Regions from separate parts of the Homo sapiens genome. Here region 1 is linked to region 2. Evidence: chromatin loops called from intact Hi-C (ENCODE). Cell type or tissue: PC-3. All regions are shown on one strand. Links, peaks and the distances in the headings refer to the core of each region. The heading gives the core; the rest is flanking DNA.

Evidence for each region. A loop is a pair of places that touch in the nucleus more often than their neighbours do. Peaks named below come from ENCODE experiments on the same cell type or tissue, not always from the same donor. Only the 100,000 strongest peaks of a DNase experiment are listed, where the experiment ranks them.
Region 1: it touches region 2 in a loop (4-fold over the local background); 9 of 110 quality-filtered maps call a loop at or near these places.

Annotation. Positions count from the first base shown.
Region 1 is chr9:110,638,724-110,649,500 of GRCh38, forward strand. No RefSeq gene overlaps it. Among named protein-coding and RNA genes, the nearest start is that of MUSK, 25 kb to the right of the region's middle. In PC-3, for the core only: no CTCF peak of the experiment used is centred there; a DNase peak (open chromatin) is centred at 2,798; H3K4me3 peaks cover 1,729 bases; H3K27ac peaks cover 3,475 bases.
Region 2 is chr9:111,397,396-111,413,171 of GRCh38, forward strand. ECPAS (Ecm29 proteasome adaptor and scaffold) reads right to left here. Exons shown (of 50, transcript NM_001364929.1): 21 at 14,619-14,753; 22 at 13,585-13,747; 23 at 12,646-12,818; 24 at 11,176-11,277. It also overlaps the pseudogene RNA5SP294. Among named protein-coding and RNA genes, the nearest start is that of OR2K2, 75 kb to the left of the region's middle. RefSeq lists an enhancer at 1,948-2,474. In PC-3, for the core only: a CTCF peak has its summit at 2,813 (motif pointing left); a DNase peak (open chromatin) is centred at 2,816.

The sequences.
Region 1 (10,777 bases), core at 225-5,224, 760 kb before region 2:
AGTACATGGCCAAGTTTTATATTCACATAAATGGAATCTATCCTACAAGAGCCTACTAACTGAATTTTGAAAATAAAAAATGTATTATATCAAATTGCCATGTCATTAAATCTTTCTCTGCAACATTATTTTTTATGGTATATAAATACACCGTACTTTAGTTAACCAATGACTTGTAGTAGGAAATTTAGTTTATTTCCAATTTCTTATTCTCATAAATAACACTGTTATGAACATCCTTGTGTCTAATTCCTGAATTATAGGTCACATATTTAATTGTCTCCACAGGATAAATTCCCAAAAGTAGAACTGCTGTATTAGAATATATTTTTAAAATATTATATTCAAATTGGACCCAAGAAAGGGTATAATAATTCGCACTCATTTTTAAAATTTATACACATTGAATGTTACATTAAAAATCATTTGTCTCAAAATAGGTACAAAATATAACTTTATTTAAAATTATGCCTTTGATTAAATGTTTTCAAATATTTTGTAAGTTTATGATCCACTTGATATTTGTGAATTTCATTTTCATGTCTTTTAACCCTTTTAAAAATAGAATAATTCATAATTTCTCTACTTATTTTGTGAATACTCTATATATTAAAGTCATCATTGCAATTAAGGCTATTCTAAATAAGCTAATGTTGCTAACCCAAGTGTTATTTAGGAGAGTGTTATTTTACTTTAGAAAAAAATATGTCTTTTTTTAAGTTTATTGAATTTTTCTTTGAGTGTTTTTTTATGATAAATTTTAATAACTGTTTCTCAGGGACCATGAAAAGGATTAGTCTATATTTGTATGATATAGAATTCAAATATTATAACTTTCTTATATTTCTCAGATTCTCTATATAATGTTATGTGCTTTTTGTTGTTGTTGTTTTTCTTTTTTTTTGAGATGGAGTCTCACTCTGTTAGCCAGGGTGGGGTACAGTGGCATGATCTCAGCTCACTGCAACCGCCGCCTCCTGGGTTCAAGCGGTTCTCGTGCCTCCGCTTCCCAAGTAGCTGGGATTACTGGGATTACAGGCATGTGCCACCACGCCTGGCTATTTTTTGTATTTTTAGTAGAGACGGGGTTTCACCATGTTGGTCAGGCTGGTCTCAAACTCCTGACCTGAGGTGATGCACCCACTTTGGCCTCCCAAAGTGCTGGGATTACAGGCATGAGCCACGGCACCCAGCCAATGTTACATATTTTTTTAACCACTTGATTTCTCATGGAGAAGAGATATCAAAATCTCTGACAATTGTATTTCTTTTCATTAACATTTGCTTTTTCTTTACATATTTTACCATTATATTATTCAATGAATTAAAGCTTATAACTCATATTTTAGTGTGATTTTTTCATTTTGATTTTAAAAAGCCCTTTGCCTCATTTTAAGTTTTACTTTTCTTAACTCAAATTATACTTAGTATACTTTCTAATTAGTTTGTCAATGTACTCATTGACAACTGAGTACAACTGATATATTTATTAGTATATCAATTGATATATGCTTCTAAAGTGATTGAAACATTTGATCTTTTCAGTAGCATTAAAAGTTTTCCTAAAAATATTTCTTACCGTTTTTCAATGGCTTCCTTCAAACTGTAGCCTAACCACAGTCTGTGACAGCATTACATATGATGAATTAATGAGATCTGAATTCCATAGTATAAATGTTGTAAAGAAGAATGCGGAATATCTTTATGTGCTCAGTATTTAGGAAGCTGCCTAACTGGACTAGAATAGTTCCAATTTAAATTGGTGGATTTTCAAAAATTTTGGCCATTCGATTAATGACAAAGTTTTTGGAATAATTTAAACTCTTTAAGCAAGGGATAGGTGTACTCACTCATCAAAACATCTACACGAGGTACGTATTATTATTATTATAACATTTTAGAAAGGAGGAAAGAGATTAAATTACTTTCCCAAGGTAATATAGCCAGGCTTCAAACCCACACAGTAAAAACATCTTACAGCTTGTGGTTTTATTTCCACAACTATGTTAGAGAGAGAGAGAGGCCTGCAAATAAAAACTTCAAGTGCTGATTTTACCTAGAACTCTGTAAAATGACTTAACATAGCATTGATTGTCACCTGTGGCTGGGTGCCCAGTGGGAGTACCTAGACATCTGCAGTGGAAGTTGTTTTGACAGCTTCAGGAGTATTAGAAGACAGTCCTTTTGGCAGGCCTGGTGACATTATTACAGAGAACAATAGAAGAAGTGACAGTGATGAGAGGCTCTTACAGCTGAGGTTTGACAGGATGTCTCATTGAAGAGGCTGTTGCAAGAAAGTAAGATAACAGCAGCTGTGGGGGTAGGAGAAGAGATTCAGTTGTGAATTCAAGTGCAACCCCCAACCCACTCACTTACCCTGGAGACTTGCAATGTATATGATAGACTGTGCAGAATGCCTGACGCTACATGGAGTGATGGAGTTGAAAGCAGAAAATTTTGCATATTCCTTGACAAATAGTCCTACTTTTGCCTCTGGTATGGTCTAGAGAATAGACAGTATTCCTCTACCAAGACAGAGAAGCTGTGTCGAGGGGGCAAAGTTGATGTAATTTGGCAAGAATTACCTTCATGACATCAAGGGATTGATTTGCACAGCCATAATTCATTCCTGGGCTGCAATGCTCTATGATAGCTGAAATCCAGTTATCCTTATTTTGAGTCAGTTGGTCCTTTGACTGAAGCCAAACTTCAAATGATGAAAACTTAACGGGGCTCAGAGAAAAGCTAATGTAGGATTTAGAAAGATCCACTCATGGGTTACACATCATCGTTTTTCATGGATGATTACTAAATTAGTCAGAGCAAATATCTATAATTTTACTTGCAGAGTCACAGCCCTAGCTCTGCCAAGTACCCTGAGCTTTGTGTGATCTGAGGGACAGCATACATAGCCTTGGTGCAGTCACCAGGGGTGACCACAGAATTCCCTTATTCCAGGTGACACTGACCTTCAAATTAAAACAAGCCTCTGTCTTAATGGCTAAAATTGGTGAGAAATGGAACCAAAGTTTTTCCGATTTTGATAATGAAACACTGTAGGAGTAACCAGGCAAAAACAAAATTAAAAAGGTGACTTTCAATAGTACAAAAATTAGATTTGCTTCAAACTCATGCAATATTGAATGTCCGTCAATAGTACGAAAAGACTATATTCGATCTATTGCCTTTTACAAGTGGAGTCTTTAGGAGACAATTTTTCGTACACAAAGCCTTAGAAAACAGCTACTACGTACCCTTTCTGAAAAAGAAAGAAAAATATTTTACTCAATAGAAAAATGAATCAAAATTTACAAGTCAAGGCCAGGTACAGTGGCTCATGCCTGTAATCCCAGCACTTTGAGAGGCTGAGGTGGGTAGATCACTTGAGGTCAGGAGTTTGAGACCAGCCTGGCCAACATGGTGAAACCCTGTCTCTACTAAAAATACAAAAAATTACCCGGGCGTGGTGATGGGCACCTGTAATCCCAGCTATCTGGGAAGCTGAGGCAGAAGAATTGCTTGAACCCGGGAGGCAGAGGTTGTAGTGAGCCCAGATGGCGCCTCTGCACTCCAGCCTGGGCGATGGAGCGAGACTCCATCTCAAAAAAAATATTCGCGAGTCAAGATAGTTTTGTGACATGTAAGAACTGATGAGTGCAGGAATAATGTGTAAAGTTGACTAAAGTGTTGTAAGCATAACTGCAAAACTGGGCACAGATGTAAAAACTGTCTGTAAATGTTTATTTATAAATTTTATATATATGTATGTGTATAGTTGAAAGTAATGCATAATCATAGTGAATAATTTGGGGAATCAGAAAATTCAATTACAAAATAAGAATATAAAAATATATTTTATATAAAATGTAGAAACTTTTTATATAAATATAAAATTAAAATACTAAAATATTTAAAATTTATCTGCTCTTCTACCTCTGAGAGAAAATTCTAAAGATTTCAGTGTATTCTCTCTCTACATATATGCATGTGTACAAACCATACTATATAGGCACATTTTATTCTTATACTTTAAAAACAATAATGGCACTTTGGGAGGCCAAGGAAGGCTGATCACTTTGAGGTCAGGAGTTCGAGATCAGCCTGTCCAACATGGTGAAACCCTGTCTCTACTAAAAAATATACAGATTAGCTGGGCGTGGTGGTGTGCTCCTGTAGTCCTAGCTACTTGGGAGGCTGAGGCATGAGAATTGCTTGAACCTGGGAGGTGGAGGTTGCAGTGAGCGGAGATCACGCCACTGCAGTCCAGCCTTGGCGACAGAGTGAGACCCTGTCTCAAAATAATAACAATAATAATAATAATAAAATGGATCAAAATTTATATTCTTAAATTCAAAAAACATGATTATTTCAGCTTTTTTTTTTTTGGCTGTGATGTCTAACATAGATGTAAATCTCTTTTACAGTTCTGTGTTGGATAGAGTACTGAATGTGGGACTAGTTGGTGTAAAGGTATTGTCTTTATGAAGCTTTTGATAAAAATTTTTAACTAATTTGCACAATCTTCATCTGTGAATGAGAGTACCAGTCTCACTATGTCATCAATAGCAATACTTATCCTCAAAAAATATAACTTTTCCATTTTAAAGACATTATATTTTATTCCATTTAGCACCTGTGTCATCCACAGAAATTCAAGTCAGGGCTTTCTCCCTGGAATAAATGTGGCTAGTGAAGGAGGCAAGGAGTCATGTTCTATTTAACTACAGTATCTGAATAGACTATGTCTACATCTTAATGGCACCAACCCCTCAACCATACCATCCCCACTGTCTATCGCCCCTGCACACTACTGTGCCCCTATATTGTCTGTCTTTCTAGTTCTGAGCAACTGTCATATTCTTACACCATCTACCTACCACATAGACTGGAACAAAGTAAGTTAGAGCTTGGGTTAGAGGCATGGTATATTCACTGCTCTTCATTGACTAACATTCTCTTACTATTTGCTAACTTGAAACAGAGCAAATTCTTAATGGTTAGTACATTTGATTTAACTTCCTTGATAAAGTAAAGCTTAATAACATTAGAAATTAAGACACTCTTATAGTCATCAGGAGCTGATCAGTACACAGTTACTTTGACTTATCACAATACTAGCTGTATATTAGCAAATTGTTCCTGCTTTTTTCTCTTCATCTCTCAAGGTGGAATAAATAACTGTAAGAAACTTCATATATATAAAACACTGATGTTTATTATTTGTATTTCTTTGAATAGATGAATTTCAGAATGTTCATATTTTATTAGGTATTTGTAATTCTGTGAATTTTTGTATCCTTTGCTCTATTTCCTATTGGAATTTCTCTTTTTTTCCCCTTATATAAGCTCTTGTGCACTATATGTAGTAGCCAGTTCAAATCCCTAACCAATACGTACCCTTAAATTCTGTTTGGCAAATAATAGTTCTACCTTATTTCTCATGTTTATGTGTGAACTCTATTTGTGTAAGATTCCTGGTTATTTTTTAACCCATTTCTTTCAAAGGGAGAAGAAGCATTGTAATCCAATTGATGAGTTTGGGAGCACAATCTTGGGCATATATAGCCTGACCCCCTTTTCAAGTTTTTTCTTTGGCAGCAAACTTCCCCACAGTGAGACAAGAGGCATAAGTTGTTTTTTGCTCTTTTACACTGTAAGTTCATCAGAGGCAGACACCATAAGGGAAGGCCTGAGTCACTCTAAGACTGCCTGTGCATGGATGGATATATCTGCCTAACTTAGGGGACCCATGTTAGTAAATTCACCTGCCCACCACTGTCCAGCAACATTCTACAACCTCAGTTTAATAATGATAAAGATGATATTTTGGCCTCTATCCTATTGACTCATCTTCTTTATTGTTCATTTGGTTCAGAAGTTGACCAGAGTAGAGGTGTCTTATTTATTGAGCCCCTGAATTCCAATTATTTGTTGTTTGCTTCTTAACGATGTTTTTATAATACAAAATATCTTAATATTTGTAAAGTCAAATCTCTTGATGCTTTCTTTTATTCCTCACATTGATTTTATTCTTAAAAAATATTTCCCCAAGTCAAGATCATTCAGATTTATCTATATTTTTATCCACCTATTGCGTAGTTTGGTTTTTGTTGTTCAAATCCATGTGGAATCAGTTTTTGTACATGATGTGAGGATTTCTTTTCTGAATAGTTAAGAAAGCATCCTGCAATCAGGCAGGAGAAATAAATAAAGGGTATTCAATTAGGAAAAGAGGAAGTCAAATTGTCCCTGTTTGCAGATGACATGATTCATGATTATATATCTAGAAAACCCCATTGTCTCAGCCCAAAATCTCCTTAAGCTGATAAGCAACTTCAGCAAAGTCTCAGGATACAAAATCAATTTTGCAAAAATCACAAGCATTCTTATGCACCAATAACAGACAAACAGAGAGCCAAATCATGAGTGAACTCCCATTCACTATTGCTTCAAAGAGAGTAAAATACCTAGGAATCCAACTTACAAGGGATGTGAGGGAGCTCTTCAAGGAGAACTACAAACTACTGCTCAATGAAATAAAAGAGGACACAAACAAATGGAAGAACATTCCATGCCCATGGAGAAGCAGAATCGATATCGTGAAAATGGCCATACTGCCCAAAGTAATTTATAGATTCAGTGCCATCCCCATCAAGTTACCAATGACCTTCTTCACAGAATTGGAAAAAAACTACTTTAAAGCTCATATGGAACCAAAAAAGGGCCCGCATTGCCAAGATAATCCTAAGCCAAAAGAACAAAGCTGGAGGCATCATGCTACCTGACTTCAAACTATACCACAAGGCTATAGTAACCAAAACAGCATGGTACTGGTACCAAAACAGAGATATAGACCAATGGAACAGAACAGAGCCCTCAGAAATAATACCACACATCTACAACCATCTGCTCTTTGACAAACCTGACAAAAACAAGAAATGGGGAAAGGATTCCCTGTTTAACAAATGGTGCTGGGAAAACTGGCTAGCCATATGTAGAAAGCTGAAACTGGATCCCTTCCTTACACCTTATACAAAAATTAATTCAAGATGGATTAAAGACTTAAATGTTAGAACTAAAACCATAAAAACCCTAGAAGAAAACCTAGGCAATACCATTCAGGACATAGGCATGGGCAAGGACTTCATGTCTAAAACACCAAAAGCAATGGCAACAAAAGCCAAAATTGACAAATGGGATCTAATTAAACTAAAAAGCTTCTGCACAGCAAAAGAAACTACCATCAGAGCAAACAGACAACCTACAGAATGGGAGAAAATTTTTGCAATCTTCTCATCTGACAAAGGGCTAATATCCAGAATCTACAAAGAACTCAAACAAATTTACAAGAAAAAAACAACACCATCACAAAGTGGGCAAAGGATATGAACAGACACTTCTCAAAATAAGACATTTATGCAGCCAACAGACACATGAAAAAATGCTCATCATCACTGGCCATCAGAGAATGCAAATCAAAACCACAATGAGATACCATCTCACACCAGTTAGAATGGCGATCATTAAAAAGTCAGGAAACAACAGATGCTGGAGAGAATGTGGAGAAATAGGAACACTTTTACACTGTTGGTGGGACTGTAAACTAGTTCAACCATTGTGGAAGACAGGATCTAGAACTAGAAATACCATTTGACCCAGCCATCCCATTACTGGGTATATACCCAAAGGATTATAAATCATGCTGCTATAAAGACACATGTACACATATGTTTATTATGGCACTTTTCCCAATAGCAAAGACTTGGAACCAACCCAAATGTCCATCAATGATAGACTGGATTAAGAAAATGTGGCACATATACACCATGGAATACTATGCAGCCATAAAAAAGGATGAGCTCATGCCCTTGGTAGGGACATAGATGAAGCTGGAAACCATCATTCTCAGCAAACTATCGCAAGGACAAAAAACCAAACACCACATGTTCTCGCTCATAGGTGGGAACTGAACAATGAGAACACTTGGACACAGGAAGGGGAACATCACACACCAGGGCCTGTCATGGGGTGAGGGGAGGGTGGAGGGGGGAGGGAAAGCATTAGGAGATATACCTAATGTAAATGATGAGTTAATGGGTGTAGCACACCAACATGGTGTATGTATACATATGTAACAAACCTGCACGTTGTGCGCATGTACCCTAAAACTTAAAGTATAATAATAAAGATTTTTAATAGCCATTATATAGAAATTAAATCACTTGATTTTTGTATATAGATCTTGTATCCTGTTTTGAAAAAAAAAAAAAGAAAAGATCCTGGTGCAACTTTTCCAAATAATCCTTTCTATTCACAAAATTGTGATAACTTTATCATATACCAAATATGTATGTATATGTTGTATATACACGCACACACAACACATACATAATGGTACATGACATATATAGACATATATATATATACATACATGTACACACAGATATATGTGTATATATGCATGTAAGTGTGTGCATACATATTAGTATATGTCATTTTTCTGGGCTATCAATCATACATGCTGTTGGTTCTTTTGCCAAAGTTTTATTTTACAAATTACCATAGCTACATTTTTTTAAATCAGGTAACAAAAGTTCTACTTTGCAAGGTCTGATTATGAGGATACATGTTATGATAAAATACCATCTTTCAACAATCAAGTTTGTAAGCAAATATTTAAATGAATTTTCCAGAATAAACTTTTATGTAACTGTGATCTTTAAACATTGCTCACGTGTATGAGGAGTGAGAAGCCTGATGCCTGTGAGTCAGGCTGTGGACTGTACTATGGCTCGTGCCACCAGCTGGCCTATTGCATGACAGAGAATGGTCTCCACAAGTCACAAATTACATCTGTTTATGCTTCTATTTGTTAGACAATCTGGCACCGGGAACAGCTGAGCAGAAGGATTTGAAAACAGCTTGTTTGATTGATGTATCTAGAGTTATCTCTAAATCCAAATAAAATGTTAAGTGCTATCAAGAAATCATAAATCAGGCATGTCTCTCTTTGAGCTATGAGAAGTTCTTGCTAAAGCTTTTATGACACCCATTTGAAAGAAATACAATTGGCTTGTATTCAAAATAGGATTTAGGCCTGTGTGTACCACACGATTAATTAGGTCACATTTTTAACCCGATTCAGCTGTGAGATAGCACAGGGCCTAGCATGTAAGTCATGGTGATGGAAAAGGTTGGAACTAGGGTTTTCAACCAGGTAAGAGAAATGTAGAGAGCATCAGGTACAAATGCAGAAGGTGGTTGATACTAATGAGTATGTTCGAAGAGTAGTTGTGATCAATGACCTCTGTTTACGGGGAGCAAGACGCCAATCAGAACAGGCAACAACACAGGGAAGCTGAGTGCCAACTACTAGGACATCACTTTGGCGGGATCCCAGCACTGAATCTTCATCAGTTATGACAAGAAAATTTTACATGCTTATGTCTGTGAAAACTCTAAATGCCCAGGAGACAGTAGAAATGCACTTTTTCATTAAGCAAAACTTTTGGGGAAAAAAAAAAATTCCAGGCCAGGCACTGTGGCTCATGCCTGTAATCCCAGCACTTTGGGAGGCCAAGGTGGGAGGATCACTAGAGCCCAGGAGTTCAAGACCAGCCTGGACAACACAGCAAAACCCACATCTATACATTTAAAAAAAAAATTAGCTGGGCATAGTGGTGTGCTCCTGTAGTCCCAGCTACTCTGGAGGCTGAGGCAGAAGGATCACTTGAGCCCAGGAGTTCGAGGCTAGAGTGAGCTATGATTGTGCCACTGCACCAGCCTGGGCAAGAGAGGGAGGCACTGACTCAAAAAACAAAAACAAAACATTTCTGTATGTGTTGTATTAGGTGTTGCCAATTAATATCAGCTCTGCCTAACTTAGGCTGAAAAGGAATTACTAGAAGACTGTTGTGAAGTTTATAGTATCAACAGGAAGGCTAGAGAATAAAACTTGAAAAAATGGGTAAAAGCCAAGGAAAGCTAGGTGGGAGGCACAACAGTTTAGTCAAAGTCATGCCTAGGAGCAGATGGGCTCTGGTGACATCTTGTCACCAATACTGCTGCTCCAGACTCGGCTGCTGCTGTGCACCATGACAGTGAATGTATTCTCCAGTGCCTTTTTGCTTTGGCTTGACTTACTCAAGAGTCAATGCCATGGTCAGGAGCATCCCATTGGCTGATCCTGGTCACGTGCCCACCTGGCTTTGCCTGCAAGGGGAAGAGATCTGGAACCGTCAGCTTCTTTAATGTAAGGCTGGATTTTGACTTCTTCTCAAGTCCCCAAGTGTGGGAGGGGAGAAGTTCTGGATGTTAAGTAGCAAAAAGTACACACACACAAGCATACGCACACAAACATATATATACTATAACTGAAATTTTAACATTTTGAATACTTATTACTCACGTAATAAAATTTTGTTTCTTTTTTTTATAATAATTTACTTTTATTTTTCTTAAGGTCTATTTTTTCCACTTTTGATGAAAGAGTCTCTTCTGTTCATTCATTCTTTTGTTAAAGGCCTAATACATCTCCCTATAAGTAGGATGCCTGGATTCCCCTTATATTTTCCCATACTTCACTTGAGTCTTCATAATGAAGCCTAATCTCTAACTCCTTCATCCAGTAGCCCAGATTGAGTGCATAGTGATCTGGGGCCGTAGGTAGTCCTGGCAGGTACATCTCATTTCAGGAGAGTTTTTCATCTGTGTCTCTCAACACTTACCTAACGGTGCGAAATCATTTATGGCTGTACCCCATTCCTGGTGCAGTATA
Region 2 (15,776 bases), core at 64-5,063:
CACTAAGCAGTGATTTATGATCTCTGGAAGCATAATATGGTTCACCTAAGGAAGACAGAAAACCCCATCAACTTTGAAGCCATGTAAGTCTCAATATAAATTCTAGCTATCTCTCACCACCTATAAACCCTTATTTAAACTTCTATGAGCCTCAAAAACTTCATTTGTAAAAGGGGCATAATATCGTCATCCACAGCATTAGGCTTTAAGAATTAAATGAGGTTAATGTACATAAAACTATTATATAGGATGCTTGATTGTGGTTACTCCACAATAAATAGTAGCCATTATATTTTATTAACATTTATTTAACAATTATTTAACTCTTTGCACTCTTAAATTATATGATATCTTGATGTTACTTTTAAGTGGCTCAGAAAAAAGAGAATAATAAAGCATATGTGAAATGTTAAAATTTGGTAAATCTGGATAAAGGGCACACAGGAGTTCTTTACACTATTCTTACAGCTTCACTGTAAGTTTGAAAGCATTTCAAAAGTCAAACATTAGAAAATTCTATATAGTACCCACTCAAGTGTTTTAAAATTTTATTCAGAAATGTTGACATGATTCACTAGTAGGAGTCACTGACCCAACATGTAACTACCTAGACCTGCATTTTCCACTTTTTACTGTGAACCGGAAGAAATTTAGGAGGAAAAGGAGAAATAAGGGAATGAACAGACAGCATGTGAGGGCTATAAACACGCTACTCTTCAAAGCACAAAGACAACAGCTGAGACTTTCCTACGCCAATCAACAAACGCTCTAGTTGTGATGAGGCATCACGTACTAATGCCACAAGCTTCCTAGTCTGAGGAAAAAAGATTTAAAGGCTTTAGTCCTACAGCTTCCCTGGTTAAAAGCTTCTCTTGGCAACTTCAAGCTGAAAAAAGGTATTTCAACATAATCCTTATTAGGGGTTCATTTTATGTACCTGTACCTGTTTTTGCATGTTTCCTGTAGTTAATAACAACACAGCTGGCATGAAAAACAAAAACAAAACTCCACAGCTACATTTATGAATAATATACTATCTGGACATTGCTGTAAATAATCCAGAAATAAAGGGGGGTTCAATAGAGAAAATATGAACAGATACATGGGGATTCATTATATTATTATTCTATTTTTGTGTATGTTTGAAATTTCCTATAATAAAAAGTTACAAGAGGGAGCAGGCGGCAGGGCAAAGTGGCTGAACGGGGAGGTGGAAATGGTTAACAGGTACAAAAAAATAGTTAGAAAGAATGAATTCAGGCCAGGTGCAGTGGCTCACACCTGTAATCCCAACACTTTGGGAGGCCACGGTGGGCGGATCACCTGAGGTCAGGAGTTTAAGACCAGCCTGGCCAATATGGTGAAACCCCGTCTCTACTAAAAATAAAAAAATTAGCCGGGCATGGTGGTGTAAGCCTGTAATCCCAGCTATTTGGGAGGCTGAGGCAGGAGAATCGCTTGAACTCAGGAGGTGGAGGTTGCAGTGAGCTGAGATTGCACCATTGCACTCCAGCCTGGGCAACAGAGTGAGACTCCGTCTCAAAAAAAAAAAGAATGAATGAGACCTACTACTCTTTGATAGCAAACTAGTGTGGCTATAGTCAATAATAATTTAATTGTACATTTTAAAATAGCTAAAAGAATATAATAGGATTGTTTGCAACTCAAAAGAAATGCTTGAGGGGATGGATACCCTATTCTCCATGATGTGATTATTAAGCATTGCATGTCTGTATCAAAACACCTCATGTACCCCATAAATATATACACCCACCATGTACCTACAAAAACTTAAAATTGAGAAAAAAAAAGCCCAACAGAATCTCATCCCCTCCCCATCTAATGCAGGAACATCAAACTGAACTATCCACCAAAAAAGCACCTTCATAAAAACTAAATCAGGTGAGACATCACAGTACCTGGCTTCAGCATAATAACAAGAGGAGACTGACTGAATAGAGTGGGAAGTACACACTGCCTATACCACCCCTCCCCGAGTCCCAGGCAGCACAGCTTGGAAAGAGAACCTGTGTGCTTGGGTGAAGCAGAGCAAAATGAGTGTGATACTTCACATTGCAACTCAGTAACACCCGGTCACAGCATCAGGCAGAATTCTGCCAGTGCCCAAGGAGGGAGCACTTAGACCAAATCTGGGCCAGAGGGGAATCAGCTTCTTCACTGAGAGGAACCCAAGTCAGCTGACTAAAATGGCCTCAGGCCCACAAATAAATTTCACCAGCGGCTAGACCACACTTGGAGGGAGGAAAAGCAAAAATACAGAAGACTTTGTCTCGCAACCAGGCACCAGCCCACCCACAATAAAACAAAGGACCAGGCAGAGTCCGAAAGCCCCACTTCCAGGATGCTGCTGTGGAAGAGCACTTCTAGACCCACCCCAGGCAAGAAGGGAATCTGCTCATGTGGCATGAACAACCTAAGTCCCAAGTCCTGGTTGGCTCCAACACCTGCTGACTAAAGCAGCCTCATCTTTGAAAAAGCATCAGCGGCAGTCAGGTGGCCACAGGCCTTGGGTGAGCCCTGGTACTGTGCTGGTCTGGGAGGCCATGGGCTTTGGGTGTAACCCAGCATGGTGCTAGCTGCTGTGGCCACAGGAGTGCCCACATTACCCTCCCCTAACTTCAGGCAGCTTATTGTGGAGAGACACTCCCTCTACCTGGGGGAGAGAGAGGGAAGAGAGCAAGAAACTTTGCCTGGGAACCCAGAGAATGTTCCCTTATCTTCCCCAAGTCCATCAATGCTGGGTATCTAGGTATCTGTAAGAGTTGCAGCACACCTGGGCTTAGGGTGCCCTCTAGTGCTGAAACAACTGCAGTGACCACAGGCTTAGGGAACTCAACACTCAGTCATATTTGAATTCTTGGAAGGCCCTCTGAAGGACAGGTACAAACAAGGCCAGACTGTGAAGACTGGAATAAATATTTAACTCTTCAATGCCCAAACACTGACGAATGTTCACAAGCATCGAGGACATTTGAGAAAACATGTTCGAAAAAACATTCACCCTAAACAAACAGACTAAGCAGGCACCAGTGACCAATCCTGGAGTGGTGTAGATATGTGACCTCTCAGACAGGGAATTCAAGATAGCTGTTTTAAGAATGCTTAACAACTTCAAGAAAACATGGAGAAGGAATTCAGAAACTTATAAGAGAAATTTAGTAAAGAGATTAAAATGGGGGAAAAAAATCAAATCTTAGAGCTGAAAAATATAATGGATGACTGAAAAATGCTTCAGTGTGTCTCAACAGCAGAACTGATCAAGTAGAAGAAAGAATTAGTGAGCTCTGAGACAGGCTACTTGAAAACACACAGTCAGAGGAAAAAAATGCAGAAGAATGAGATACACTTACAAGATCTGGAAAACAGCTTCAAAGAGGCTAAGAGTTATTTGCCTTAAAGAGGAAACAGAGAAAGAAACAGGTTAGAAAGTTTATTCAAAGAAATAATCAAAAGAAAACTTTCAGAACCTAGAAAAAGATGAACACCCAGGTAAAAGAAGGTCAAAGAACACCAAGAAAATTCAATCCAATTAAGATTACCCCAAGGCATATAATAAACTCACAAAGGTCATGGATGAAGAGAGGATCCTCAAAGTACCAAGAGAAAAGAAGCAAGTAAGATATAAAGGAGCTCTGATACGTCTGGTGACAGAAACCTTACAGGCCAGGAGGGAGTGAAATAACATATTCAAAGTGCTAAAAGTAAGAAAGAAAGAAAGAAAAAAATCCTTGCAACTGAGAATACTGTACCCAGCAAAGCTATCCTTCAAATATCAGGGGAACCAGCCCCCAATATTTCAATGTAGGTTCTTTTCTATTTTCCCTAAGTGTCGGTTGGTCTGAGAAATAGAAAGAGTAAAAAGAGAGAAATTTTACAGCTGGGCCTGCGGGGGTGCCGTCACATATTGGTAGGACCGTGATGGCGACCTTGAGCCGCAAAACCAGCAAGTTTTTATTAGGGATTTTGAAAGGGGAGGGGGGTGTACAAACAGGGAGTAAGTCACAAAGATCACATGCTTCAAAGGGCAATAAAAGATCACAAGGCAAGGGCAAAATTAGAATTACTGATGAGGGTCTGTGTCCCGCTGTGCACACATTGTCTTGATAAACATTTTAGCAGGAAACAGGGTTTGAGAGCAGACAATTAGTCTGACTAGAATTCACCAGGCTGGAATTTCCCAATCCTAGCAAGCCTGAGGGCACTGCAGGAGACCAGGGCATATTTCAGTCCTTATCTCAACCACATAAGACAGACGCTCCCAGAGTAGCCATTCATAGACCTCCCGCCAGGAATGCATTCCTTCCCCAGGGTCTCAATTATTAATATTCCTTGCTGGGAAAAGAATTAAGTGATACTTCTCCTGCTCACACATCTGTCTACAGGCTTTCTGCAAGAAGAAAAATATGGCTCTATTCTGCCCGACCCTGCAGGCAGTCAGACCTTACGGTTATCTTTCCTTGTTCCCTGAAAATCACTGTTATTCTGTTCTTTTTCAGCGTGCACTGATTTCATATTGTTCAAACACACGTTTTACAAACAATTTATACAGTTAACACAATCATCACAGGGTCCTGACATACATCCTCAGCTTACAATGATGATGGGATTAAGAGATAAAGTAAAGACAGGCATAAGAAATTATAAGAGGATTGATTGAGGAAGTGATAAATGTCCATGAAATCTTCACAATTTATGTTCAGAGACTGCAGTAAAGACAGGCATAAGAAATTATAAAAGTATTAATTTTGGGAACTGGTAAGTGTTCATGAAATCTTCACAATTTATGTTCTTCTGCCACAGCTTCAGCCGGTCCCTCCACTTGGGGTCCCTGACTTCCCACAACATTCAAATATAAAGGATAAATGAAGACTTTCCTGGGTAAACAAAAGATGAGGGAATTCACTACCACCAGATGTGTCTTACAAAAAATGCTACAGTTCTTCAATCTGAAAGAAAAGAATTCTAGCATGCAACAAAAAATGTAAATACACAGACAAATTCAAAATACTCTAATACTTTATAGAGTATTCTAAAGATACTAAAGACACTCTAATACTGCATTTAAAGATACTCTAATATTGTGGAGTATTAAGAGTATCTTTGTATTAGAGTATCTTCAGTATCCTTATCTAATACTCCATAGAATCTTTAGTATGAAGACTAAAACATAAACTTTTCAAAAATAATGACCACAACAATTTGTTGAAAGACTGGCAATATAAAAAGATACAAGTTGAGAAAACAAAGAGCCAAAAAATGGGGGTACTGGAATTAAAACAGAGTTTTTAAGTTTTTTCTTTGCTTGTTTTTGTTCTTTTCTTGTGATCAAAGTGAAGTTGTCATCAAACTTGTTATATTTTCTGAACCCCTTAGGGAAACCACAACTCAAAAAAGTCTAAACAGATAAACTAAAAATAAAAAGTAAAACATACTATGAGAAAAAATCATTTATCCACAAAGGAAGACAGAAAGAAAAAAAGAGAGGACTTCCAAAACAACCAGAAAACAAAAAACAAACTGGCAGTAGTTAAGTCTTTACCTAACAATAATAAACTGACTGTTGATGGACTAACTTATCTGATTAAAAGATACAGAATGGCTCAATGAATAAGAAAACAAGACCAACTATATGCTGCCTACAAGAAATTCACTTTGGCTGGGCACGGTGGCTCACACCTGTAATCCTAACACTTTGGGAGGCCACAGTGGGCAGATCACTTGAGGTCAGGGGTTCAAGACCAGCCTGGCCAACATGGCAAAACCCCATCTCTACTGAAAAAAAAAAAAAAAAAAATTAGCTGGGCATGGTGGCTTGTGCCTGTAGGCCCAGCTACTTAGGAGGCTGAGGCAGGAGAATCTCTTGAACCCAGGAGGTGGAGGCTGCACTGAGCTGAGATTGCTGCACTCCAGCCTGGACAATGGAGCGAGACTCCATCTCCGAAAGAAAAAAAAAAAGACTTCACCTATAAAGACACAAATAGATTGAAGGTAAAGGTATGAAAAAGATACTTCCATGCAAATGAAAACCAAAAAAGAATAGAAGTAACTATACTTGCATCAGATAAAATAGATTTCAAGTCAAAAACTAGAAAAAGACCTAGGTCATTACATAATGATAAAGGGCTCAATTCAGCAAGAGCATATAAAGGTTATAAATATATATGCAAACACTATTGGAGCACTCAAACGTATAAAGCATAATAGATTTATTAAAGGGAGAGACAGACTGCAACACAATAATAGCTGAAGACTGACTTCAACACCCCACTTTCAATAATGGACAGGTCATTCAGACAGAAAATCAAACAACCCAAATCAAAACTGAACTACACTCTAGACAAAATGGACCTGACATTTACAGAACATTTCATCCAACTGCTATAGAATACACGTTTTCTCATCAGCACATGGAACATTTTCCAGGATAGACCATATGTTAGACCACAAAGCAAGTCTCAAGCAATTCAAAAAAAATCCAAATCATATCAAGTATCTTTTCTGACCATAATGGAATAAAACTAGAAATCAGTAATAAGTAGAACTTTGGAAACTACAGAAATACATGGAAATTAAACAACACGTTCCTGAACAACCAATGGATCTATGAAAAAATTAAGAAAGAAAAATTTAAAATTTCTTGATAAAAAAGAAAATAAAAACACAACATACCAAAATCTATGGGATACAGCAAAAGCAGTGCTAAGTGGGAATTTTATAGTAATAAAAGTACAAAGTACAGAAAAGTACAAAGACTTCAAATAAACAACATAATGATGCACTTTAAAGAACTAGAAAAGCAAAAGCAAAGCAAACCCAAAATTAATAAAGGAAAGAAATAATAAAATTCAGAACAGAAGTAAATGAAATTGAGACTAAAAAAACTACAGAAGTTTAATGAAATGAAAAACTGGGTTCTTTAAAAGATAAACAAAAAAATTATTAGAACTGATAAAGTAAGTTACAGGATACAAAATCAACATACAAACAGTTGCATTATATGTGATATGCTTTGGATTTGTGTCCCTGCCCAAATCTCATGACTGAATCGTAATCCCCAATGTTGGAGGAGAGGCCTGGTGGGGGGGTGACTGGATCTTGGGGGTGGACTTCCCCCTTACTGTTCTGACAGGGAGCGTGTAGCACCTCCCGCTTTGTTATTTTTCTCCTGCTCCTGCCATGTAAGACATGCCTGCTTCCTCTTCGCCTTCTGCCAAGATTGTAAGTTTCCTGAGGCCTTCCCAGCCATGCTTACTGTACAGCCTGCAGAACTGTGAGTCAATTAAACCTGTTTTCTTTATAAGTTACCCACTTATAGCAGTGCGAGAACAGACTAATATGCCAACGGCAAACAATCTGAAAAAGAAGTCAAGAAAGCAATCCTGCTTATAATAGCTACCAAAAAAAAAAAAAAAAAAAAACCTAGGGATAAATTATAACCAAAGAAGCAAAAGATCTCTGTACTGAAAACTATAAAACATTGATGAAAAAAATTAAAAAGAACACACAAAAGAGAAGACATAGCCCATGTTCATGGATTGAAATCGTATTATTAAAATTTCCATACTACCAAAAACGATCTACAGATTCAATATAATCCCTATCAAAATATCAATGACGTTCATCAAAGCAGAACTAGAAAAACAATCCTAAAATTGCTATGAAACCACCAAAGACCCTGAATAATGAGCAAGAAATACTGAGCAAAAAGAATAAAGCCAGAGGCATTGCATTACCTGACTTCAAAATATATTACAAAGCTATGGTAAGCAAAACAGCATGAAACTGGCATAAAAACAGACACATACACCAATGGAACAGAATAGAGAACCCAAAGATAAATCTACTGATTTACAGTCAACTCATTTTCAACAAAGGCATCAAGAACATATATTGAGGAAGGAACAGTCTCTTCAATAAGTTGTGCTGGAAAAACTAGATATCCACATGTAGAATAATGAAACTGGGCCCCTTTGTCTCACCATATCAAACCAAAATGGACTTAAATCTAAGACCTGAATTACAAGACTACTATAAAAAAACACTGGAGAAACACTTCAGGATACTGGTCTGGGCATAGATTTCTCAAGATCATAAAAGCACAGACAACTAAAGCAAAAATTGACAAATGGGATTATATCAAGCTAAAAAGCTTCTGCACAGCAAAGGAAACATCCAACAGAGTGAAGAGACAACCTATGGCATAGACGAAAATATCTGCAAATTATCCATCTGACAAGAGATTAAAATACACAATAAGTAAGGAATTCAACTCAATAGCAAATAAACAATCTGATTTGAAAAGGGACAAAAGATCTGAATACAGTTATTTCTCAAAAAAAGGTATATAAATGGCCAATAGGTATACAACAAAAAGTCTGGCATCACTGATCATGATAGAAATACAGAGAAAAACCACAATGAGATCTCATCTCACCCTAGTTAGAACAGCCATTATCAAGAAGACAGAAAACAACAGCTGATAGTCAGAATGTGAAGAAAGGGGAACATTCATACACTGTTGGTGGGAAAACAGTATGAAGGTTCCTCAAAAAACTAAAAATAGAACTATCATATAACCCAGCAATCCCAGTATGTATCCTGAGTATATATCCAGAAGAAAGAAAATCTGTATTCTGAAGAGGTATTTGTGCTCCAATGTTTACTGCAGCACTATTAACAATAGCCAAAACAAGAAATCAAGCTAAGTGTCCAGCAACAGATGAATGGATTTTTTAAAAGTGGTATATATACACAATGGAATATTATTCAGCCATAAAAAATAATGAAATCCTGTTGCTGACGGCAACATAGATGGAACCGGAGGACATTATATTTAGCAAAAATAAGCCAGGCACAGAGCAAATATCCTATGTTCTCACTTGTATGTGAGAAAACTGATCTCATGGAAGTAGTGAACAAATGGTGGTTACCAGAGGCCAGGAAAGGTACTGGAGAACGGGGAAAGAGAGCTTGGCTAATGGGAACTAAAATACAGTTACAAAAATTAAGTTTTAGTGTTTGGCAGCACAACAGGGCAACAATAGTTAATAAGAATTTATTGTATATTTCAAAATAGCAAGAAGGGAAAATCTGACATGCTCCAAACACAAAGAAATGATAAATGCTTAAAATGATGGATATCCCAATTACCCTAATTTGATCATTACACATTGTATGCTTGTATCAATTTAAAAAATTAAAAATGGGCGAGGCACAGTGGCTTATGTCTGTAATCCTAGCATTTTGGGAGATCCAGGTGGGAGGATCACTTGAGCCCAGGAGTTCAAGACCACCCTAGGCCACACAGGGATACCCTGTCTCTATAAAAAATTAAAATATTAGCCAGGCATGGTGGCGCATGCCTGTGGTCCCAGCTGCTTAGGAGGTGAGGTGGGAGGATGGTTTGAGCCTGGGAGATGTAATGTACTCCAGCCTTGGTGAGAGAATGAGATCCTATTGTAAAAATAAAATAAATAAAAAATAAAAACAGTTAAAAGAAACCAAAAAAACCTTCAGCACTGTGTCCTATTCGACTGTGAAGATATTCTGCTTCCGTTTCATGCTTTTCATTATTCTCATCATTTAATCTCTCTACCTTATTTCCATATTTCTAGCTTTTCATGTATTTCTAAACTCTTAAAATAATGGCATTAAAAGTAAGTTAAGAATCCAGACGAGCCTTCATTAAAAAAAAAACAAAACAGGCTGGGTGCAGTGGTTCACATCTGTAATCCCAGCACTTTGGGAGGCCGAGGTGGGCGGATCACCTGAGGGCAGAAGTTCAAGACCAGCCTGGTCAACATGGTGAAACCCTGTCTCTATTAAAAATACAAATATTAGCCAGGTGTGGTGGCGTGCGCTTGTAATCCCAACTACTTAGGAGGCTGACGAAGGAGAATCGCTTGAACCCGGGAGGTGGAGGTTGCAGTGAGCCAAGATCACGCCACTTTACTCCAGCCTGGGAGACAGAGCAAAACTCCATCTCAGAAAAAAAAAAAAAAAAAAAAAAAAAAAAAAAAAAACCTAGAAGAAACCCACCTCACTCAGGGATTCAAAAAAGGAAAAAGATGAGAAAACCACTATCATAAGTTTCTCTCCAAGTGGTTACAATGTTAATGACATCCCAGGAGACGTAGATTGTCTAAAAAAATTCACTTTAAAAATACTGAATTCAGAATCCAGACTAATAGCAACTCTCTTACTCGGGTGCCTCAGCCCTTAGCCTCAATTATCTCTTCTCCCTCCCATCATTTAAGGCCCAGCAGAAACCTCTCCTCCAAAGACATACACTAACTCTTCCTGATAGAATTACACCTTCCTTTGTGATTCTACTGCCTTACATGCAAATGTCTCTTCATCCGGTTACTTAGTCTGCCAATATTTACTGAGGTCCTACTATTACCAATCACACTGCTAGGCACTTGTTTTACAACAGTAAGCAAAACAGAGTCTGCATTCAGTCTGGTGGGCCATTAGAAACTGTGATAAATGCTGTGAAGAAAAAGAACAAGAGACATGATGGCACAAGTAACTAAAGAATCTACCCTAGTATGATGGGTCAGGGAAGGCTTTTCAAGGAGCACAGCAACAAGCCGAGAAGGAAGTAGGCGGCTTTCAAAAGCTCAGTGCAAGGCGGCCAAAGAGGCTGGTATACAGAAAGTGAGTGAATGTCATGAATCAAGGCTAGGAAAAGCAGGGCCAGATCAGGCCATGCTGAGATACTTAGTACAGTATCTTGGCATTTGCCTACTTGTAGGTCTTCTCCACTACACACTAGGCATCTAGAGGACAGAAGCTAAATCATCAGACTTGAAAACAACTGAAATACCAACTGAAACACTCAAGAACTACTGTTTTTTAGTGGCTCACTCCACACATCTGGCTGACGGGCTATGTGGATATGTTTCCCCTTCTACCCACACTGCACCGCACTTTGCTCAAAAATTTTAAGAAAAGGTCTTTCCCTCATAGGTGATTTAGTCAATGCTATACCTAGCACAGTGATGAGCACAAAACTAGTACTCAAGTATCTGGTGAATAAACAAGTAAATGCTTAATTAAAAATCTCACAGCATGCAAAACTGCACCTAAAAAAAAAAAAAAGACCAATGCCTTTTCTCTGAATAACTAACAATCAGGTAGCAATATAAATACCTCCACAGAATCCATCAGACCTTGCAAGAGGAGTTTCTGGTGAGGAAAATCTCCATCCCCAACTGGAAAATATCCCAGTGTTTGGATTGCTCGTTCTTTCATCTGGAAGAACACCAAATTTTTTTCTTTTAAACAGAGTATATAATAGCTTTACCCCAGTGCAGTATTTCCAAAATGAGATGACAGGGAAGCGCAGTCTATCTAACACATCAACGCAAAAGTTTTTACAAAAGCATCAAATTTTACAGTCGTATGTCTGTAAGTCATTGAAGGTAGAAACACACAAATGTGAGTCCACTAAGGATCCACAGCTGCAAAAGAAGAAGGAAGAAAGCCTTTAACTAGGCTTATTACCTTTCAAACTATAACGATTTAAAATGTGGGTTCTGGGCCCAGAGGACCTAGGACCAAATCACATCTCAACCATTTCAGCCTATACTGGTGTGCGACCTTAAGCAAGTTATTTCCCCTCTGTGACTCTGTTTCCTCATGTTATCTCACATAGAGATGACAACTGTGCCTATTTCACTAGACCTTTTAGAAGATTCAATCAATGCATGCAAAGCACTTAACATACTCTCCGGCACATTAGAAGTGCTTAACAATGTTTGGCAATGATTAGTTAATAGCTAATAAAAACTATACTGTATATCTTCTCAGAAAGTTTTAAACAGTAGCTAGACCAAGATTAAGATTATAGGAATTAGGCCAGGCTCGGTGGCTCAAGCCTGTAATCCCAGCACTTTCGGAAGCCGAGGCAGGCAGGATTGCCTGAGGTCAGGAGTTCGAGACCAGCCTGGCCAACATGGTGAAACCCCATCTCTACTAAAAATACAAAAATTAGCTGGGCATGGTGGCGTGCGCCTGTAATCTCAGCTACTCAGGAGGCTGAGGCAGGAGAATCACCTGCCTGAACCTGGGAGGTGGAGGTTGCAGTGAGCCGAGATCACGCCATTGCACTTTAGCTTGAGCAGCAAGAGCAAAACTCCATCTCAAAAAAAAAAAAAGATTATATCAATTAAACTTGTAGTAGTAAACTGATATTTCTGCTCATTAAATCATCTTACACCTCAAAATTGAGGTGTTTTGATCACAAAACTGGCTTTAGGAGGTTAGGATTTATATTTGGCCTAAAATAAAAAAAAAATCACAAAATTACTTAACATTTTATTATACACCTTTTGCATGACAAAAGATATTTCCTGATGAATTTAATACTTCACTCAAATCTTAACAGTTATAAAGACCTAAATTGGAATGACTGGGCCAAAAGATGTGCACACTAAGATTGTACACAGATAACCTCTAGCTCAAAAGTAAACACTTAAGACTTGCTTCTTTATCACCCATTTTTACATTAAATCCTTCCTCCAGCTGTAATGCCATCTATTCTCATTATAATCTGTTTTTGCTCATGTATGCATAGAAAGACCGAATTCCAGAAAGGGAAAAAATAAGAAAAAAACTTACCTTATTTGTTTCTTTACTGGAAGGTATTCTACTTAGTAAGCTTTCTACAAGATGCAATTTGGTAAAGCCAGATCCCTCACTGGGGATTGGAAGTGGACCATTTCTGCCAATTTCACCCAGGGCTGTGCAGGCAGCAATTGCCAGGAGGGGTGATGTACTGTCCAAAAATGAGCCTGTAAGCACATTTAGCCAAAAAGAGAATTACATACCATTATCCTTACGACCCAAAGCAACCAGTGATGTACTCAAGGTTTTTTTTAAGACGGCAAAATAAAATCAAAGTGTACGATATCTTCTAGTTGACAATTTGCCAACATTTATTCAGTGGAAAGACAACATGGTAACAGGGGATAGAGTAGTATTTTTTTAATGTATAAATTTGTTCCCATAATAGGATCATCTCTGTTTATAAAAACATGTAGGAAAAAAATGTAGAGAAAAAAAATAGAGTGCTTTCATTGCTTTGTTTTTTGCTTTGTTTGTTTTGGTTTTTTGAGACAAGGTCGAGCTCTGTCACCCAGGCGGGAGTGCAGTGGCATGATCACAGCTCACCGCAGCCTGGACCTCCCAGGCTCCAGTGATTCTCCCACCTTAGCTTCCTCAGTAGTTGAGGCTACAGGTACACGCCACCATACCAAGCTAATTTTGTTTATTTTTTTGTAGAGGCTAGGTCTCACTATGCTGACTAGACTGGTCTCAAACTCTTGGACTCAAGTCATCCTCCCACCTTGGCCTCCCAAAGTACTGAGATTATAGGCATGAGCCACCACACCCAGCCTTCGTTGTTACTAAAAATACATTATTTATCAAGTAAGTTTTTTGTGAAAAAGCTTGTGTCTTTTCAAATACAATGCCATAAAAAGAAACTGAAACGCCATATTAAAATTTAACATAATTCAAAAACTGCAACACCCAAATCGACATAAAGACATTAATTACCTATTGTTTCTGTAGCACTCTGAATGAGTTCCTCTTGATCAGGGAGGGTGTCAGCATTTCTCTCCAGGTCTTGTTGCTCTGACATTCTCATTTTCTTTTTAGCCAAATACCTTCCCACCGTGAATCCCAATGCAAGCAAGGATCCATGCTGTATCTCCGGGCTCTGAATTTAGCAAAAACAATAGCATATCTCTGGCTCTCTCTCATATACGCAAGAATACATGGCAGTAACTGTGTGTCGATTAGGATCATCTCTCCAACAAAACATAAGGCTAAAGAATAAAGTGAACACTCGAGGTTTCACTGGATGCTAATGCATCGAGCTTAGGGAACAAGAGAAACCTTGAGTTTCTAACGGAATTTTGAGAAGCTGAATCTTGATTCACTTTAAGATTTACATTCTGTAATTCCATGCCCACTCCAATTCCGGGTGAGATGACTTTCCTACATGCTCCTACATGCTCCCACGCCACTTTCCAGCTTACAGCACTTATGTAACTAGAATATCATAACTTTCACACATAATGTCTTCCTATTGCCAACAAAAGACAATAAACAGATCCTATTTCTAATTGCCAAAACCTCCAAACACAAGGTAACCAACAAACTATGTGAAGTAAAACTTGTTTTTTCACTGGCAGCAGTAGATGAGGAAGAAAAAAGGAGCTAACATTTCTCGCTTTCAGTACTCATCAGGCCCGACCCTGCTTAGTTTCCAAGATCAGATGAGATTAGGTGTGTTCACGGTGGTACGGCTGCAGGCTCTGAGCATCCTGTTGTACCAGGGATTCTCATGTATTTATGAATCACTGTACTCCTAGCACCTAAAACAGTGCTTATCAGACACAGCACCCGTATCTGTTAAGTGAGCTGACTGAACCAATGTATCACCTATCTCATTTACTCTTTATGGTCATAAAAGCAAGGAATTTGTAAGTTCATTTTACAAATGAGAACATAAAAGTCAAAAATAAGTTAGATCCTTTTATAAAACCCTATCTCCCACAAAAAAGAATGAAAACAAAATAACATACGTGATTGTCTTTTGTAGTCTTTATAAGCTGTTCTATCATTGATTTCAACTCATTCCCCGACACTGTTGATACCACTACAGAATAAAACAACGCTGCCAGTTCGCGCATTTCTTCTTTACTGTTATTCATCAGACTCTGAGCAGTATAAAAAAAAAACAAATATATACATGACACAGAACCACGTGCCTGATGACAACATCTTTTAAAATTAAAAGAACGTTCAATCTGTTGATGGATATTGAGAAAAAAACAAGCCATTATTTGAAAACAAAATGAAAGCTGAATGAATTAGATAACAAAATCTTAGGTCCATTTTCGTCAAAGATACACAAGTACAAAACAGGTGAAATTTATTCACAGATGATCTAAAACAAGGGTCAGCAAACTTCTGTAAAAAAACAAAAAGGCTTTATGGGCCATTTGGTCTCTGCTGCAACTACTCCACTCTGCCACTGCAGTACAAAGGCAGCAACAGACAATACACAATGAATGAGCGTGGCTGGGTTCCAGTAAAACATGGACACGACAATGTTTGTGTCATGAAACATTATTCGTTTCTTGATTTTTTTTTCCACATTTAAAAATGTAAAAACCATTCTTAGCTTGCAAACCATACAAAAACAGGAGGCAGGCCCTATTTGGACCTTTGACTATAGCATGACAACCTCTCATCTAAAACATCAAAGTTCAATAAAATCATTTTAAAATCAGTCAATATTCATAAGAAATAAAAAAACCTTTTTAAACTAAAAGCAATTTCATAAGACCAGACTATCCAGAAATGTGCAAAACTCACACCTCCTGGCAAATTTCATTCATGTTTTCACACTTAAAGACATAATTTTTACATTTTTACCATCATTCAAGCTGTATTTTCCAAAAAAAGAACCGCAATATGTAGCACATGGAGATACAGAAAACTGTATGGGCCAACACTTATACAAAAAAAAAAATTATTCATTATTTATCTGAAATTCAAATTTAACTGAGTATCTTGTATTTTTATTTTCCAAACCTGGCATCCCTTTTGGTGTGGCCATGGGACAGGGACACCCTCATACATGACTGTTAGAAGTGTACATTGGTACCACACACGGAGGGTGTGGCATTACCTATGAAAATTACAAAAACACATGTCCTCTGATACAGCTATTCCAC